2 separate regions of the Homo sapiens genome follow, and region 2 is linked to region 1. A link is a loop called in an ENCODE intact Hi-C map of the cell type or tissue named here. Cell type or tissue: A673. All regions are shown on one strand. Links, peaks and the distances in the headings refer to the core of each region. The heading gives the core; the rest is flanking DNA.

What was found. A loop is a pair of places that touch in the nucleus more often than their neighbours do. Peaks named below come from ENCODE experiments on the same cell type or tissue, not always from the same donor. Only the 100,000 strongest peaks of a DNase experiment are listed, where the experiment ranks them.
Region 2: a loop joins it to region 1, with 2.2 times the contacts of the local background. A loop is called at or near these places in 2 of 110 quality-filtered maps.

The regions. Positions count from the first base shown.
Region 1 is chr2:58,535,075-58,544,973 of GRCh38, forward strand. All of the region lies in intron 1 of LINC01122 (long intergenic non-protein coding RNA 1122), which reads left to right. Among named protein-coding and RNA genes, the nearest start is that of LINC01122, 19 kb to the left of the region's middle. RefSeq lists enhancers at 124-880, 4,734-5,317, 5,318-5,899. In A673, for the core only: no CTCF peak of the experiment used is centred there; a DNase peak (open chromatin) is centred at 5,047; H3K4me3 peaks cover 1,141 bases; H3K27ac peaks cover 2,455 bases.
Region 2 is chr2:58,230,539-58,238,538 of GRCh38, forward strand. FANCL (FA complementation group L) reads right to left here. Exons shown (of 14, transcript NM_018062.4): 2 at 1,516-1,574. Among named protein-coding and RNA genes, the nearest start is that of FANCL, 6.8 kb to the right of the region's middle. In A673, for the core only: no CTCF peak of the experiment used is centred there; no DNase peak of the experiment used is centred there.

The DNA of each region.
Region 1 (9,899 bases), core at 1,101-9,100:
CGTAGACAAGAAGTTTCACCTGGTTCCTCATTAATATGATTATATCCTGAGTTGGTGATGAGGTGGGACAGGTTCTGAACTTGCCTATTCTAACTAATTTATTTCACAATGAGAACCAAGTCAAGTGTATCCACATGAGAACTAGCCATGCCACCTAGGAGAAGTGCATAATTATCCTCAAATAGCCCCTTACCTTTGGAATGGGACACAAGATCAAATGTGAGTCAAGTTATTCAACCTGGAGTTGGCTTTCCCCTAGCCCCTCCCTCCTTTGTACAGGGCTAATGCAGACAAATGCTCTAATCCTCCCATCCTGAGGTTGGCAGTTAGCCAGCTGCAGGGACATTAGCTCCTCATTAGCACCTTGTCATCTGCCCACAAATCCACATCCCAGAACAAAGTAAAGTGCCTGTCCCATTTGAAGCTTTGGCTATTGAAAAAATGAATGCCAGTCCGTGGGGTTCCTTATGGTTTTATGAGTTAGGAGTAAAACAGAAATTCATGTTATTTAGATTTAAGAGATTAATGGCATGTTGGTCAGCAGATTATATATTATGGTATACTTTGATAAATTCAGATTTTAAAACTGACCTTTTATTTCCAAATCATTTGGAAATAGTCTTTTATTTTTCCTTTAGAATATTATCTTTATTACTAAGATAGCATTAGAAAGTTGCAGAGTAACAAAAAGGAGAGATGTTCTCAGAAGTAAGTCTGAAATGTTCTGGACAAGCACAGGAGTTTAGCTTGTTATAAATTCTTTGCAATATTGAATAGGTGAAGACCATTTGATAAAGAAGCAATTCTCATTAACACCTCCCTTTTTCTTTGTAGAACCTGTCTCATTCTGTGGTTGCAAAATGTGTATATCTGGGAACATGTGCATCAGTAAAAGCTTTGCAGTTAAGTCTCTCCAAATCTTTTTTTGTGGTCATTTCAGCCATCTGAACCATCAATTTTGGTTACTGCAAAAGCTAATCCTTTGGCTCAAAGCACAGCTAACGGAAAGAGGGTTGAGAATTCTGAATGTGGTGTCTTGCATTTGGTTTTGTTCCTGCATGTAGGAATAGCTGAGAAACATTTCTTTTAGTTCTGCAAACATGCTGTTACTCTCAGCCACACCCCCCAGCACTTGCAGAGCTCAGCTGTCGATGCAGCCAAGTTTGCTGTTCGCTTCCGATGGTGAAGCATTTTCCCCCATTGTATATCTTGTGCCTTACTATCTAATGCTTTAAATGCCTACTTTGATTTGTGGCTGTCTGTTAAGGCCTTGGATGTGCCTTTAAAAGGAATACAACTTTTCTGCTGATACAAAAAAATTTTAGATCTCAGATTTTCACCTTTGCCTCCACCCACTTAAGGTCTGAGAATTGGACAGTATGGAGGAGAAAGCATATCTTTCCCTTCTCATCTAAGGTTCATTGACTGGGGCCCCTATAACGAAACACAGATTAACGAGAGAAAATCACACATATGTTTTAAATGTAAGCTTTGTGTGATATGGGAGCCTTCATGAGGAAATTAAGACCCAAAGAAGCAGCTAAACTGTAGAGCTTTTTATACTGTAGTAGGTTTGATGTAGAGTGGACAGTCATGGAGAAATATAATTGGACAAAGGGGGTATGATCTAATGATAATAAACTAGGGGAGAACTTAGCAACACCCGTTTGTTCAGATTTTTCTTTGTGATCCTGTGTCTTCAGAGATAAGGCTGCTCTTTTCCTCCAGGTATAGAGAGAGCATCTCTCACATGAGGGTTTTATGGCCTGCATTAGGGGAGGGTCAGAAAATCCTTCCTAGGTTTTATGACCTGTTTTAGTGGAGAAAAGCAGGGGAAGGTCAGGGAGACCTTCATGCAAATACTGTTTCTCAAATTTCTTCAGCTTAAAATTTTCCATCTGTCAAGGTGCCATATTTTGCAGTAGCATGTCCTAAGCCGCAACAGTAACTGAGGAGTAATGGTTAATTGCTATATTTTGTAATTTCCACTTCAGCTCAAATTCTGGCCTGCCAACAAGCTTAGTTTCTTTTAGGGCTCATCTAATTTCAGTACTTTGAATCAATGCCAATCTGTACCTCCATACACAATAATACAAATTGATTCTATAGGAAATGATGCAATGATGAGATTGGTCAGTGTCCCAAAACAGGCAGCCTACTTTGTTGGAATGGAAACATTACAACTTTATAAGACAGGCTTATACATTCCAGATCACTGAAAGATTTTAGGATACATTTAATAGACTCATTTGCTATATGGAATGTCCAAGATGAGAAGCCACATTTTCAGAGGAGCAGGAGCTACCTCTTTCTTTTTTCTTTTTTTGAGATGGAGTCTCGCTCTGTTGCGCAGGCTGGAGTGCAGTGATGCGATCTTGGCTCACTGCAACCTCTGCCTTCCGGGTTCAAGCAATTCTCGTGCTTCAGCCTCCCTAGTAGCTGGGATTACAGGCATCTGCCACCATGCCTGGCTAATTTTTGCATTTTTAGTAAAGACAGGGTTTCATCACGTTGGCCAGGCTGATCTCGAACTCCTGACCTCAGGTGATGCACCCACGTCAGCTTCTCAAAGTGCTGGGATTATAGGCGTGAACCAAGCTACCGTGGCCGGCTGAAGCTGCCTCTTAAAACATATTGTTTGTATTCCTAAATATATTCAGAAGGGAAAAATATGACTATCAGTTGGGATAGTTTTATTTCCCTCCTAGAAGCCAAAAGGCTTCTTCCAGTCACTTCCCAAAATCACATCCAGCTCTATGGTGAGCCCAAAGACGCCATGGCACTTACTTAACTTTTACTATTTGCCATGTGTGTATGTGTTTGTGTTTGTATGTGAAGAGAGGAGTCCTGTATTGCTACCTGTCCCATCCCCCTTTATCTAATCCATGGTAGGTGTTTTTATGCTGACAGATAAAACCCAATCCCCTGGCAGTTTGAGGCTGTGTCTGTCTAACAGCAACTGCCGTTTAGACTACTTTTGGACATGGTCCATTAATATATGGTCTAAGTTATATTTTTATAAGTTATATTTTTCAAAAACCAATTAAAGAAACGTTAGTTTCATGTTATGTATGAGTTTCATTGAAGTGATGTTTATTTTGTTTACCAAGAGCTTCCAAATTCTGGTCCTTTAATTGTATTGTTTTTCTAAAGGCACAGCCCGTCTGGTATCATAGTTTAAAAGAATATTGTGATCTGGTTATCTAGTTTCTGTTCAGATTTATATATTGACAAGGAAAGCAAGATACATAGCATTCACATCTTGAGCTTTCAAATTCAGAAGTATAGTTATCACAAACATACTTCATAACTCAGCAATGCATAAAAAGTGTTTAAATAATAGATCGAGGTGACAGATGTCATAAACATATATGAAAGGGATAGAGTCAAACCTGGCAAATTTTGAGATGTGGTTTCAATCACAGTGTTTTTTGTTGATTTTTTTATATGATCTTAGGCAATTTTAAATTAAGGCAGGCGTCACTTTTAATTTATTGTCAGGTGGAAAGCACACTTATTTTGTACTCTAAGGATTTATTCAACTTAACTCTGTAATTGCTAGCAATATACAAGCTCATTATTTCACAATTTACTATATTTGGTGCCAGCTGTTATGGAGTTAATGGCAAAGTCGGAAAAAATGACATAAAGCACACTCTCAGGTTTAGTGCAACCATCATACATTATTGTTAAGAATCTCCAGTCAGCCCAGGAGTTCACTTTAGTACTATTTCTTACCATTGTCATAAGTTAAAATAAAAAACAAAAAAGATTATTTTTCCCACCAAATATTGTATTTAATATTTTGCCAGACATTCAACTTTGCCTCCCTTTTACTATAAGAGAAACTTCTCATACCTGTTTCTTTTTCCGAAAGTTATTTTTGGCAAAGTTACAATTTCATACACTATTTTCATTGAAATGAGGTTTGAGAGGTGTCTGTATAAAAAGTAAGAAGCAAATATGCTTTTAATTGGGTTATGTGTCGCTCAGCCCAGTATTTTTTCCTCCTAGATATACTTCCTACTCATATTTTAATAGAGCCTGTAATCTTAGGGGAACAATACCCAGATAAAACAGCATAACAACCCAATATGAATTCAACAGCAAAATTCTGAAATTAAAGAAAAGTGATTTTCCTGCATTACAAGGAATTTTTGGTATATATATATGTATAATATGTTACGTTATACAATACTCACATTGTTTACTATTGTTACTTTCACAATTTCAACCCAACATTTTAGGTTTTTTTCCTACTCAGTGATATCCCTAAATAAAGCCATTTTTAAAATTGAGTATTGTTACAAATTTTTTTTGGTTTGAAATTATGTAACTTCTTTTTGCTGAATATATTATCTCTGATATGCACAAAATGCAACATTTGATATATTTCTATAAATTGAATGGGTGTTAAAATAAGAAATAAGAAACTCTATTTTTAATTATGGGAATACTTAAACTATTCCTCACCCTCTGGTTAACCAATAATCTTTACACATTTTTGTGAATTTGTGTATCTAACTTGGGAAAAAGTCACTCTTCTTCTCTGTGTGACACATAAAAAGAGAAAATGCGTTTCCAGGAAACAATCCACTAGTAATTTAGTCCAGCTATTTTCAGTACTTAACTTTTGTACTTTTTTCTTAAGTTCACCATGATATGACATTTTATTATTGGTTTTTTTTTTTTAAATAGTCATTCACCAGATATTAAAGGATGCAGTTGGTTTCAGTTCAGGCAGGTTTTAACTGCGTTTTAATTAGCTTAAAACATATGCTTCCATTTATCGTATTACGTGGTGTACATCCTATCCCATTTAGCTGAGTATTGAGGACTATTGTACAATATTGTGCTCAGGCTAAAACAATGAAATACTAATTGGATCCAGTAAAATAACTGTAACATTTCCGATTCCTATTAGGCAGGTTACGTAAATTAGGCTAATATAAAATGGTGCTTAATAGAATTGCAAATATGGTGTGATGATACATTCAGACAGGAAAGACAGTGAAAGGGGATTTTGGAGAAAATCAAATACATTTGCATTACAATAAAACATTTCCTGCTGTGAGGGCTTTTGCAATGCTGGAAAAAACAACACTCCAGCACCACTCCCTCTTATTTACATAGGAATGCCATCCCAACCTCTTCCAGTTCCTATAAACAGTTGTCTGTCAGTAACAGAGAATAACGTGCAGTTTTAAGTCTGTTGATGAATACAGTCCTTTTATTATTTCGTCAGGCATCACATCTGAGATCTTTATACTGCAATGAGGGAGCATTTCTCTTTATATACAGTATGTCTTTTATGATGAGAATGTACTGTGTAGGCTTTAAAAACTGACTATAATCATTGGATTGGATTGATATTTCCTATTTGAGCGACTAAATGTCTTGTGTTTATTTCCTTCTCTTCTTTTAAATTATTACTCACTGGGTTGGATAGTTGTGACATTTGTATATACTTTAATCATCCTAAAATTGATTTGAAAATAAAGTCTGGATAGCCTTTTCCTCCAAGGTCTCAGCCCCCTTGGACTTTCTTTTAAGCTCGAATAACAGCCATGTCTGATATTTTAAATGAAGAAATTTGAGGAACTGACACCCAGGTGCAGAAGGGTAGACCGATCCTCTTTCTAAAATCCTTCCAAACCAACGCTAATTTTGTCTTTGTTCATTAGGAGTCCCCATGGTGAGTTTCCTTCTGTGTGTTTGAGGAATGCAGAGCACTTTCTGGGCTGAGAGGTGTTCTGGGGAGGAGATTTTTGAAGCTGTCCCTCAAAGGAAAAGTTGCCCAATGAAGTGAGGAAAGCACTACATTTTTCCCTTGCAAATACACTGATAAAAGAGCTTTCTGCTGAACTCACAAGCACCCTTGAACCTTTCAGTTTGCTCCCAGCGCTCAGATCCCAGTGTTTCTGTGAAATGGCAGAGAGAGAGAGAAGACCATTCTGGGGCCTAGCATGCAAATGAGCAAACCACGTAAAGGAAAAGAAAATTTAAATCCCATCTATTGTATTCTAAGCAGGTTGCTAGCAAGCCTTTGTGGAGCTGGTATAAAAATGAATCTCATCTCCTTCCTGGCATGAAAACTAAAAACATACTTTATTTCCTCACTCACATCAGTAATTTTTATGCAGTTTTATCTTCAAGAAAAGATTTTTGTTTTTCCTAGGATTTTAGGGTATAACATTTTCATTCATGATACAAATTATTTTATCTGCATCTGTGCTTCTGATTCAGACTTTAATCTCCCTGAGATGTTTAGTTTTGGAATTTGTCACTTTATTTACATTCATAGGTAGGTCTCCCCCTCTTTTAAAAAAGTATTGGAATTAATACTATTTGCTCAAAGGAACAGCCTTTTAAAAAGGCACTACGTCGTATGAGGCATGCTTTTCTAGTGAAGCAAACAAGTTAAAATCCTCTAGATTCAAATTCCCTTCACTTCCAGCTTTCAGCTGTAAAGCAAAGCATTTTCATCTAGATGTAAAAGATGGTAATTGTACAATAAAGGAAAGGTTCTGGCCAATAGGAATATGCTTGGGGAACGTGAGAAGAGGGGCACTAGGGGCAAAGAAATAGTCATCAGGCTCTGCAGTCCGGACTTACCGAAGAGGAACCCTCGACAACCCACGTGAAGCAAACTGGTCAGCCAGCCAACTAGAGGCTTTGTCCACCAAACCACGTAATCTGTTTAGCTGAGTTCCCTCCACTCCATTATATTGATTAGAAAAAATTAAACTGATTGATTTATTTCAGCCTCATTTCATGTAAGTCAAGTGTGGAAATTTTTAGATCTATTAGTTTTTCTTATTTTCTTTTTCTCGGTAAAATTTTTGAAAATCTTGGTACAATGTAATTCTATATCAGATAGAGGAACTACCCATATAATCTAGAGGATTCTCTTCTCAAATGACTTACAAAGATAACCTTTATTTTGAAATAATTATTGATTTACAGGAAATTGTAAAAATATTGGAAGTCCCATGTACCCTTCTCCTAGTTCCCCCATTGGTAATATCTGACATAATTTGAATACAGTAATACAGTCAAACTCAGGAAACAGATTGAAAGCACCTTATGATTTCACCAGTTTTACATGGATTCATTTGTATCTGTGTGTGTATGTAGTCTTAAACAATTTTATCAAATAACTTCTTTTTTAGCTTACTGATAGCTTCAGGAAAAAAATAGCAAAGTGGCCTCAACAGTGGTGTTTTACTAAATCACTCATTATTTCCACATTCAGTGATAGCCAAAAATAATATATATATATGTGTATATATATATACACATGTATATATGTGTATATATATATATACACATGTATATATGTGTATATATATATTTTGCTGTTGTTGTTTTGGTTGTTTTATTGTCTAATAAAATAGACTCTTCACAGACATAAGGAACATAAAATGCATACATGCAAAAGTAAAGCAGTAATTTGCTAAATATAATTATAATCAAAATAAAAGTCCAGATAATTAATATAATTTGATTTTCATCACAATGCAAACATTAATTTTTAGTTACACCTAGAATTATAGTTTTTAACCTTTTACATCACACGTGCATGCACACAGATATGTTTGTGGTAACCCTACTTTTATCTCATAGATCACTAATTGTTTATGTGCACATACATGTAAATAATGACACACTCCAATTACATAGATTTGTAGAGTACAAATGCCTTAGATCTGGGATCAGCAAACTCTTTCTGCATAGGACCAGATAGTAAATATTTTAGGCTTTGCAGACTAGGTCTCTGTTGCAACTACTCAATTCTGCCCTTGTAGCAAGAAAGTAGCCATAGACAATATGATAAATAAATGAATGAGTGTGGCCATGTTCCAATAAAACTGTATTTATGGACATTGAAAATTAAATTTCACGTAATTTTCAGGTGTCACAAAATATTATTTTTCTTTTGATTTTTATTCCAACTATTTAAAAATGTAAAATCCATTCTCAATTCACAGGCTTTACAAAACAATCTGGTTTTGGCCTGGATTTTACCAAGAGGCTGTAGTTTTTGGACCCCTGTACTACAAAATATGTACCATGCTTTCATTGATGTGTATGCATGCAAAAGTTTTCTCCCTTCTACTCTAATCTCATTCTCATTGTCACTTGAGAAGGCATAGACAAGTTATATAGTAGAAGCAGTTATGCTAATATGAGAGAAGGTTCTTGATGTAATAGTACAGTAATAGTAGATTATTTTCTTCTTTTTTTTAAAGTAGTTTAACATTGCATTAAAGGGAAGAACTCAAGTTTCTAATTTTTTTCCTATTTTCTTGTCATGGATATATTAGCAGTACATGATGCATACTAATTATAAAGTTGGCTGTAACAAGAGTTCCTCTTGTGAATCCATTTAAGAACTGATTGTTTACTATCTTTTTCTGTAAGTATAAAATTTTAATTATGCCACTGACAGGAACTGTGCGTGATACAGTGCTCTACATTTATCACTGGGAGAGGGCCAGTTGCAGAGCTGTTTGACTTTGGAGAAATCCTGATGCGTTTGCAATGTTGAGCAGCAGGTGCCACATTATTATGTACAGAAAAGCAATTAGGAAGCATATTGGATGAATGGGGAGTGCATTAATATTAGCAAGTACATTTGTCAGTGGTTTTGATGCGAGTCTTTTTCTTTCCTTTATGCAACATTAAGATTGTGGCTCTCATAAATTCTCCCCTTAAATTGCCATCTGTTCCCTTGTCAGGCAGTAGTGAGGTAGAGAAAAGTTTTCTTGACAAAATGAAAGGAATTTCTTTTATTTAAAGTAGAAGCAAAAGGGCCTATAGAAAGTTGCAGAATTGTAGGTTGTGCAGTTCAGCTTTGCCTGTGTTAAGTAATTACCTTTGAATGTAACATTAACCATGGAACCCTTTGATTTTTACAAGTCGCTGTTTTTTCCCAGTCATTTCATGTATTTGAAAATTCAATAGGAAAGAGTTATAATTAGATTAATGCAATGACAACCAGCAATTGGCCATTTGGATTAGGAAGTTTGAGGAAGAAATTGCTGATTTTTTTTTTTTTTTTGGTGCATCATTTCCATTTTTCTTTCCTAGGTCTATGTTCCTATCCTGAAATAATTTAAGATTAATTAATAGAATATCACTCCTCTTTAACTCTAGGCTATTTCTGAAATACATAACATTTAATACAATAGCAACTGAAAGAAATTCTCTGTACCATATTTACTATAACAACTGGGTATATCTTCATGACAAACTCTGATGTGTACTTAACAATTAAATCTTCCAAAATCTTCATTAACTGGAAGACACAGCCAATAAGTGATTTTGGTTAATTGAGTTTTCTGGTTATTTGAAAGGTAATATAATTCCTTTAATTACAACTACCTTAATTGAACCTTTTTTTCTTGAATATATTTTTTCACTTTTTAACTTTAGCAGTATAGGATATGAAATATCATGACATCTAGGCCTTCACATGCTTTCTCATTGTCATCTTGGGCATTTTTTAAAATGCTTTAGGAAGAAGAAAGAATTGCACTAAACTTGTACCTAATATGAAGCATAACCTAACTTTTTAAAAAATGGTTAATGTTGTTGTTTTCTTCTTTTCCCAAAAGTACTTCCTTTTTTTTTTTCTTTTCTTTTCCTTTTTTTTTTGAGACGGAGTCTCACTGTGCTGCATAGACTGGAGTGCAATGGTGTGATCTCAGCTCACTGCAACCTCTTCCTCCCAGGTTCAAGCGATTCTCCTGCTTCAGTCTCCCAAGTAGCTGGGATTACAGGCGTGAATCACCATGCCTGACTAATTTTTGTATTTTTAGTAGAGATGGGGTTTCATCATTGTTGGCCTGGCTGGTCTTGAACTCCTGACCTCAGGTGATCTACCCACCTCAGCC
Region 2 (8,000 bases), core at 1-8,000, 310 kb before region 1:
TCTGTTGTGCTCCCGATACTATTAAGTAACTCTTCTAAGGAATTACTTTTAGTTACCTACAAGTAGGAAGCCTCTCTGAGTTTTCCCCAACATGGCCTTTTCAAACTGTCACAACTCTCTCCATTCTTGGTCTTCAAATCCCCATAACCATCCCTATCTCCTCTCTTAGTGGCAGAGTAGTTCATTCAAATGTCCATTGGTAACCCCTGCTCAAAATGTGCTTTCTCTCCCCTGCTACCAACTTGGTGACTTCAATTAATTATCCCTTTATTGTGGTATCCTTAATTTATGTTCTGCTAGTTTTTTTCTCCTTAATGAATTAACTTGCTCAAATATATATCTTTAAAGAACATCATAACTCCTTCTTGAATGCATACCATTCTCTAACCACCTCTTTTTCTTCAAAATACTTTATACTTTCCTCCCACTCATCCAACACAAATGGCTTCTGCCACCACACAAAACTTACTTGCATCTAACCTATCTCTTTGTAATCCTCAGCATTGCTAACCATGCCTTGCTTAAGCCTCTCTTTATTTGGCTTGAAAGACTCTGCTGCCCAAGTTTTCCTCTTCTCTGGTCAATCCTTAGTCTCCTTGTAAGTTCCTCTTTAGTGACCAGTCCTTTAAATGTTGGTACGCCCCAAGGTCTTGTCACTGGCTTTCTCTTCTACCCCGCTAGACACAGCACCAAAAAGTCTATTCATAATCAAGGTCTCAAATCCTTCATCTGTTGTAACTTCCACACACATCTGCACTCCAGGTCTCACACTCTATTTCCACACCACTACATTACTACCTACTAAATAGCTCCTCTTGGTATTTCACACCAAATATGCCTTAAAACAATCTCTCTTCTACTTTTCCATCTGTGACCTCTTCTCTAGCTTAGAGATCTGAGCCGGGAATTTGAAAAGCATCCTCTATTCCTTTTTCCCTCTTAACTACACTTCTGTTGGTCACAAAATCCTCTCAATTCTACTCATAAATATCTCTGGATTCCTTTTCCTCCATTCTTCTCCAGAAATATTTAGAGGCAGAATTGAGATTTGGGGTGGTACCTAAATTTTCAGTCTCATATCCTGACTAGTTGTATCTACCAGCACTCAATGTTGGTACCTAATTTAAGCCAGGACTGAACTGATGTGACTCTTCTCATATAATGAATATACACATTAATAATATCAGTCAAAAGTTGGAAAAAAAGTTTTCTAATCCTTTTGTTCTCCCTTTATATACCTGTTCAGTATTTGTTAGTGAAGTGTACACAATGGCTGTTTACTGCTTTAAATATTTTTTTAAAAATGAGAGAACTAATGTTTAAAAGCACTTTAGTAACAGGTAAATATTTACAAATGCTGCATTGGTTTGGAAAAATCAGAAATGTTTCTTTTGGGGCAAATGACTAATAAGCATTTTAGGCAAAACTCTAGTCACTAGAATCAATTTATACCAAATGTACTGCCTGTCCCACCAAAATGCAAAAATGCACGTTTATAACTAAACACCATATCACCTTGCATTCTTCAGTTGTAAATCTTCAGGCAACACTATCCTAAGGTGGAAGTCTCTTCCCTGTGGAAAATATTGAAAAGGATCACTCAAATTTTTATCTTTCACTTAATGCTGAGAAGTTAAACAGAATCACAAAGAAAAGACAATGTTTTCCTTTATTTTCTAAAAGGTATCAATTTTATCCACATCTTTATACTTGTTAAAATATATGCAACACAATATTGCATTTGAGGGAAAATAACTCAAAACTGTCTTACAAAAACTTTGTAGTTACTGGGAAATCAAAACACTCAGATAAGACTTTGTTTTTAAAGAGAAAGTCACTCACAAACACAAGAAATATTACAAAATTGCTAACCAGGCCCATAGAAGAAATTTCAGTGTTATTTCTTAGTAAATAAATTTATGAAAAAAGAAATTCCTTCAAATTGCTTTAATGGAAGAAAAACATCACAATATAAAATAAGGATATATAACATTATATAGTCGTTTTCAGCTTACTTTCTAAATTTTAATAAAATGAAAATATATTTAGTTACACAATCTATACAGACATAAGTGAAATACTTGCATAAATCAGAGTATATTTAATTCTCCCATTAGTGGGCCTCTAACTTTTTTGAAATCAGTAACATATTAACTATATATTTGAACAAACAGAATTTTACTCAAGAGTCTTTCTAAGAGAAGAAAGACCTCTGAGACATTTATTCCATTTTACTTTCTTGGAAAAGTGAATGGGTAAGTAGTTTAAACTTTATAACTTAAATAGGATAATACACAGGAAACTTGAGCAAAAATAGCAGAAAAAGACAAACAGAAATGTAATCTTTTACTCTAACAGAATAAAATGAAAAAGTAATAAAATTCTCAAAAAACAATTACCATGTGGAATTTTAACACAGTCTCCCTCAAAGCAGTTTCAAAAACAGAGGAACACAATTAAATGTACCCTATAACCTTTACTTTCATGGTAATATTACAGTTCTGACTTTCATTACATTTAAATGTCCTTTAAAAAAATGAAACAAAATGTACTACTGACCTTTTCAAAAGGTCAAGTAACAATAATTCACTGTTTCATTAAAGCACTAAAAGGTATTATGTAGTAACTTTAACCTAACATTATAGACATCCCACACAAAGGTGTAAGAACAATTTGGAATTCTTAATTTACACGAAAAATAGAAGAACTATTCTATATAGAAATCTGTGCTGTTATCTGAAAGAATAAAATTCCAAAGTCCCTTATTTGCAAAGCCCAGCCATTTTAAAAGGTCAAATAACATGTCACATGCCACGATACTTTCCTGATTCAAGAAAATGTCCAAAATTAGCTTTTTAGTTAAAGTATCTAGAAATATTAATTGTTCTCAAAAAAGCCAGATTTTCCAGGCTTTCAGGCAACAGAAATACTAACAGTTACCTAAACCTCCATCTCCCCACATATCATACCAAAAAGCTACATCAATTACCATATTAAGAATAAATAAAACCACAAAAATCCCATGTTTTCAGCCAGAAGACAGGGTACACGATAAACCTCAAATTACCTACAGGAAGAAAAATATGAAGCACTTTCCAATAGAACCTACTCTAGGACTCCCACAGCAACTCTTTTTAGAGTGCTAGGAAGGTCAGGAAAAAAAATGCATGGGAGAGAGACTGGGAGGACTAAGTAAGTGTAAAAAAAAATAGTAACAAGCTCTGGTAAATCAGAACACTGACCTACAAAGAGAAGACTTAATGTGCATTAACACAAAAGTCAAGGAGCCAGTCCTGGGAAAGAATGCTTTAGAGGCAGAAGATAGGAGAAAAGATAGGTAGAGACACCTTTTGGAAACTGGGTATTAGGAGGAAAAAGAAAAGTGGGAAACTTAGGCTCTTATACGAGTAAATAAAAAAACAACTCCTTCCCACCCAGCACTCGCCAACATTTCATCCATTAAATAAATTGTACAATAAATAAAATACCCAACAGAAGAGGGTATTCTTAAACTAGTAATTTTATAAACTATTGCAAACAGCCAAAACGTCCATGAATACAAAGATACTGTCTTCATCAATGCAAAGCTACTATGAGACAAAGAAACAAAAAGAGACTCACAAGATTTCAGGTGATAACAGACTCCATGCAAACAAAACCCAGAAACCATAAACAAATTATAATAATAAATGAAATAAGTGAGCATTTGTATCCAGATTCAGACATTTTAAAACTAAAATGAGAAATTGTATTTTAAAAAATGAAAAGAAATGAATGAGCTGAATAAACGCAGGGTGAAATGAAAATAAAGAAAAACACAAAATTATATGAAAGTGAAGGAATAAATTTAAAAAGAGTCCAAGGAAGAACAAAATGAAATACAAATGTCATAAAGGGCAAAGAAAAAGCAAGAAAATTACCAAATGAGAAAAAAATTAAAGACCATCAGAGAAAAGGAGTTGAAGTGGAACACAGACCCAAAAAAGTCCAGAGTACATATAATTGGAGATCTTGGAAAGAAAAATAAAATAGTAGAAAAAAAAATTTAAAAATATAATCCAAGTACACTTCCTGGAGTTCCACATACCAAAAGGGATAAGTGGCCACATGATAAAAGTGATTCACAATGATCAACTCTTGAGATATATCTTAATCAACAGATTTTCAAAATAAGAAAAAAGTCCAGAGTCTCTAGGTAAAAGATCAAATATATAGAAAACAGAATATAATTGGAAACAGACTTCTTAAAGCAAATTAAAAAATGAAGCAAGAATGAAATAGAAAATGTTAAGAAACTGAAGAGAACTGCTTCTAGCTATTATGGAGTTAAAAGGACAGGATTTATCTTCCCTCCTTATTTAAAAATTGGACAAAACATATGAAACAATGATTTTCAGACATTAAACAATAGGCAGCGAGGACAGTGATCCTTGAAATAAGGGAAACAAATGTGAAAATGCCTAAAATTGTCTGGTTCTATGATGGGAGTATTTTCAGGCTGCAAGATAGGGATGGACAAACAAATAAGAGCATAATATTCTCCCTGATGTGAGAAGAAACATGTGATCAAGGGGAGGCCAACAATTGTACAATTCGCAAGGTATAGTACCAAGCAGGAGAGAAATGCATGGAGAGTAGAGAAATATACACAGAGAAACGCCAGCGAATTTCAGAGGATTCCTGACAAGGAGTCTTCAGCTGAGTACTGCTTGCTCCATGGATATGAGGAAAACACCCAAAGGTGGGAACGTACAGGAACAGTCTGCAAAACAATCTCAAAGTTCATACAAGGCTGGGTATAGCCATGTTCCAACCAGCCAGAGTGGAAACCTTGCAATGTAAGAGCCATTAAATAGAGTGCTCAGAAGGTGTTGCTTCACTTGTAGAGACTAACTACCTTAGACTAAAGTCTGCTCTGGGTCTACCTAGCAATGCTTAAAAGCTTAAAGCTTAAAATTACTTGGAAAGATCAAACTGTTTCCAAGTAATTTAACTGTAGCTCACAACAAATCTCAAGAATACTTAGAGAACAAAAATATCTAGCATGCAACAGGTAGCATTCATTATGTCTAGCATCCAATCAAGATATACCAAGCACATATATTTCCTGCAAAGAAGCAAGGCAATACCCACAATGAAGAGAAAAATCAAGAGAGACATAAAAATGGCACAGATGATAAACCTGATTTAAAAAATTAAAACAATTAAATTTCATACGTTCAAGAAGGTAAAGGAAAACATGAGCGTACTAAATAGAGACAGGAAAGATGTAAATAAAGACTCCCTCAAAAAACATAATGTTTGAGATTTTTAAAAAATATGCTAGATAGTATCAACAGCAGATTCCACCTTACAAAAGAAGGTATTAGTATACCTGAAGACATATCCCAAATAAAGAGAAAGACATTGAGGGAAAAAAAAATGAACAGACCATGAGTGAGTTGTGACAACTTAAAGTGACCTAAATGCATGTATTTGGAGTGCCCAACACAGAGGACAGAAAAGGAGGAACAAAAAAAAAAAAAGAAAGAAAGAAAAAATAATGGCAGATGTTTTTTCCAAATTAAATGAAAATATATACTCAGAGATCCAAGAAGCTCCACAGACCTTACGGAGGAAAAACATGAAAAAAGCTACACCAAGGTACAACACACATCAAAGTGACTGAAACCAATGACCAAAAAGAAAAATCTTAAAAGCAGCCAGAGGAAAAAAATATTCTATTTACAGAGAAACAAAGAAAAGAGCAGAGATTTCTCGTAGAAAACAGTGCAAGACAGTGAAGTAACATCTTTACAGTATCAAAAGTGACAAAATTATATAGTTGATAAACCAATAGTGCATAAAAAATGGAATCCTAATATTACGTTAAGGCAGACCATGATAGATTTAATATGTATATTATAAACCCTTTAAGCAACTAGTTAAAAAAAAAACACACACACACACAGCCAATAAACTGGCAAAGGAGATAAAACAGAATTACAAAAAAGAATTCCAATAATATAAAATACAGAAAAATACCAAAACAATTAAAAATATGTAAGACAAACAGAAAACACACAGCAAGAGTAGATTTAAATCCAACCATATGAATAACCACGTTAAATGTAAATAGTCGAAGCACCCCCAAGTAAAAGGCAATGACTATCATATTGCATAACAAAGCAAAGCACAGAAGAAACACACTAAATATTAAAACACAAATAAGTTTAAAATAAAGAAGTAAAGATAAACCATGGTAACATCAATCAAAAGAAAGATGCAATCTATATGTTAATATTGGAAAATACAGATTTCAGAGAAAACATTATTACTAAAGATAAAAAAGGTCATTTCATAATCCTAAAGGAGTCAATTCATAAAGAGTGCTTAACAATTCTAAAAGTTTATGGACCTAATAACAGAACTTCAAAATATATGAAGCAAAACTGATAGAAATTAAATAGAAATTGAAAAATCAACAAAGATCGTTGGAGATTTCAACACCCCCTCTCACTAACTGATAGAAAAAGCAGACAAAAAAGTCAGTGAGCACAGTGCTACCCAATAAGGGCCTGGGTAGCACTCTGAACCAATTTGACCTAACTGGCATTTATATAATACTCTACCCAATAGCAACAGAATAGTCATTCTCTTAGAGTACACACAGTATATTCACCAGGATAGACTATATTATTGGTCATAAAATTAAGGCTCAATAAATATTTTAAAAATTTAAATCATACAAGTTATATTCTGTGACCAAAATGAAACTAAATTATAAATCAATAACAAAAAGATATCTAGAAAATCCTTAATATTGAGAAAGATAATCATAATTCTAAGTGAGCCATAGATCAAAGAAGAAATTAAAAGGCATTTGGAACTGAATAAAAACAAAACTACAGCACACCAAAATGTGTGTGATATAGCTAAACCAGTATTCAAAAGAAAATTTAAAGCACTAAATATCTGTACTAGAATAGAAGAAAGATCTCATATCAATAATCTTCCATCTAAAGAAATCAGGAAACTTAAGATCAGAAAACTATCATATAGAAACATAAAAATAATAGAAAAAAATTGAAGAAATTAAAGACAGGTTCTTTGAAGAAATCAGTAAAATTTATAAACCTCTATCTAGATGTATCGGGGGAAAAAATGAGACATAAATTACCTACATCAGATATGAGGATGAAAGCTATTTTTAACGTATATCCATAAATTATTTGACACTCCTACCTCTAGGAGTTGGTGCCTAATTTCCCTCCTTTTGAATATAGACTAAGAAACTTGCATCTAACACAATAAAGCAGAAGTAAATGTGTGTGACTTCAGAGACTAAGAGATTAAAGAGAATGTGCATCTTTATTGATCTCTCTGTTGTATCATACACTCAGGAGAAGCTAGCTGCCATGTGTGATAACAGTCAAGCAACACTATAAAGATCCATGTGGTGAGGAACTAAGGCCTCCTGTTAAGAGCAGTAACAAACTGAGGCCTCATGGCCAATAGCTATGTGAATGAGCAATCTTGGAAGCAAATCCTCCACCTCTAGCTTGACCAACTGGCAGCCCAGGACAGCTCTGAATGCAGCCCAACACAAATTAATAAACTTTCTTAAAACATTATGGGATTTTTTGTGATTTTTTTTTAGCTTATCAGCTATCATTAGTGTATTTTATGTGTGCCCAAGACAATTCTTCTTCTTCCAATGTGACCCAGGGAAGCCAAAAGATTGGACACCCTGTTTTAGACCATCAAAGTCTTGGCAAATATCTTGATTGCAAGATCATGAGAGATTTTGATCAAGAACTACCATCCAAGTTGTTCGCAAATTTCAAATCCACAGAAACAGTGAGACAATAATTGTTTTTGTTTTAAGCCACTAAGGTTTGAAGTAAATAGCAGCAAAAGATAACCAACATAGAGAGCATCATTACAGATCCTAAAGACATTAAAAGGATAATAAGGGATTATTGTAAATAACTTTAAGCCAATAAAATCAGAAACCTAGA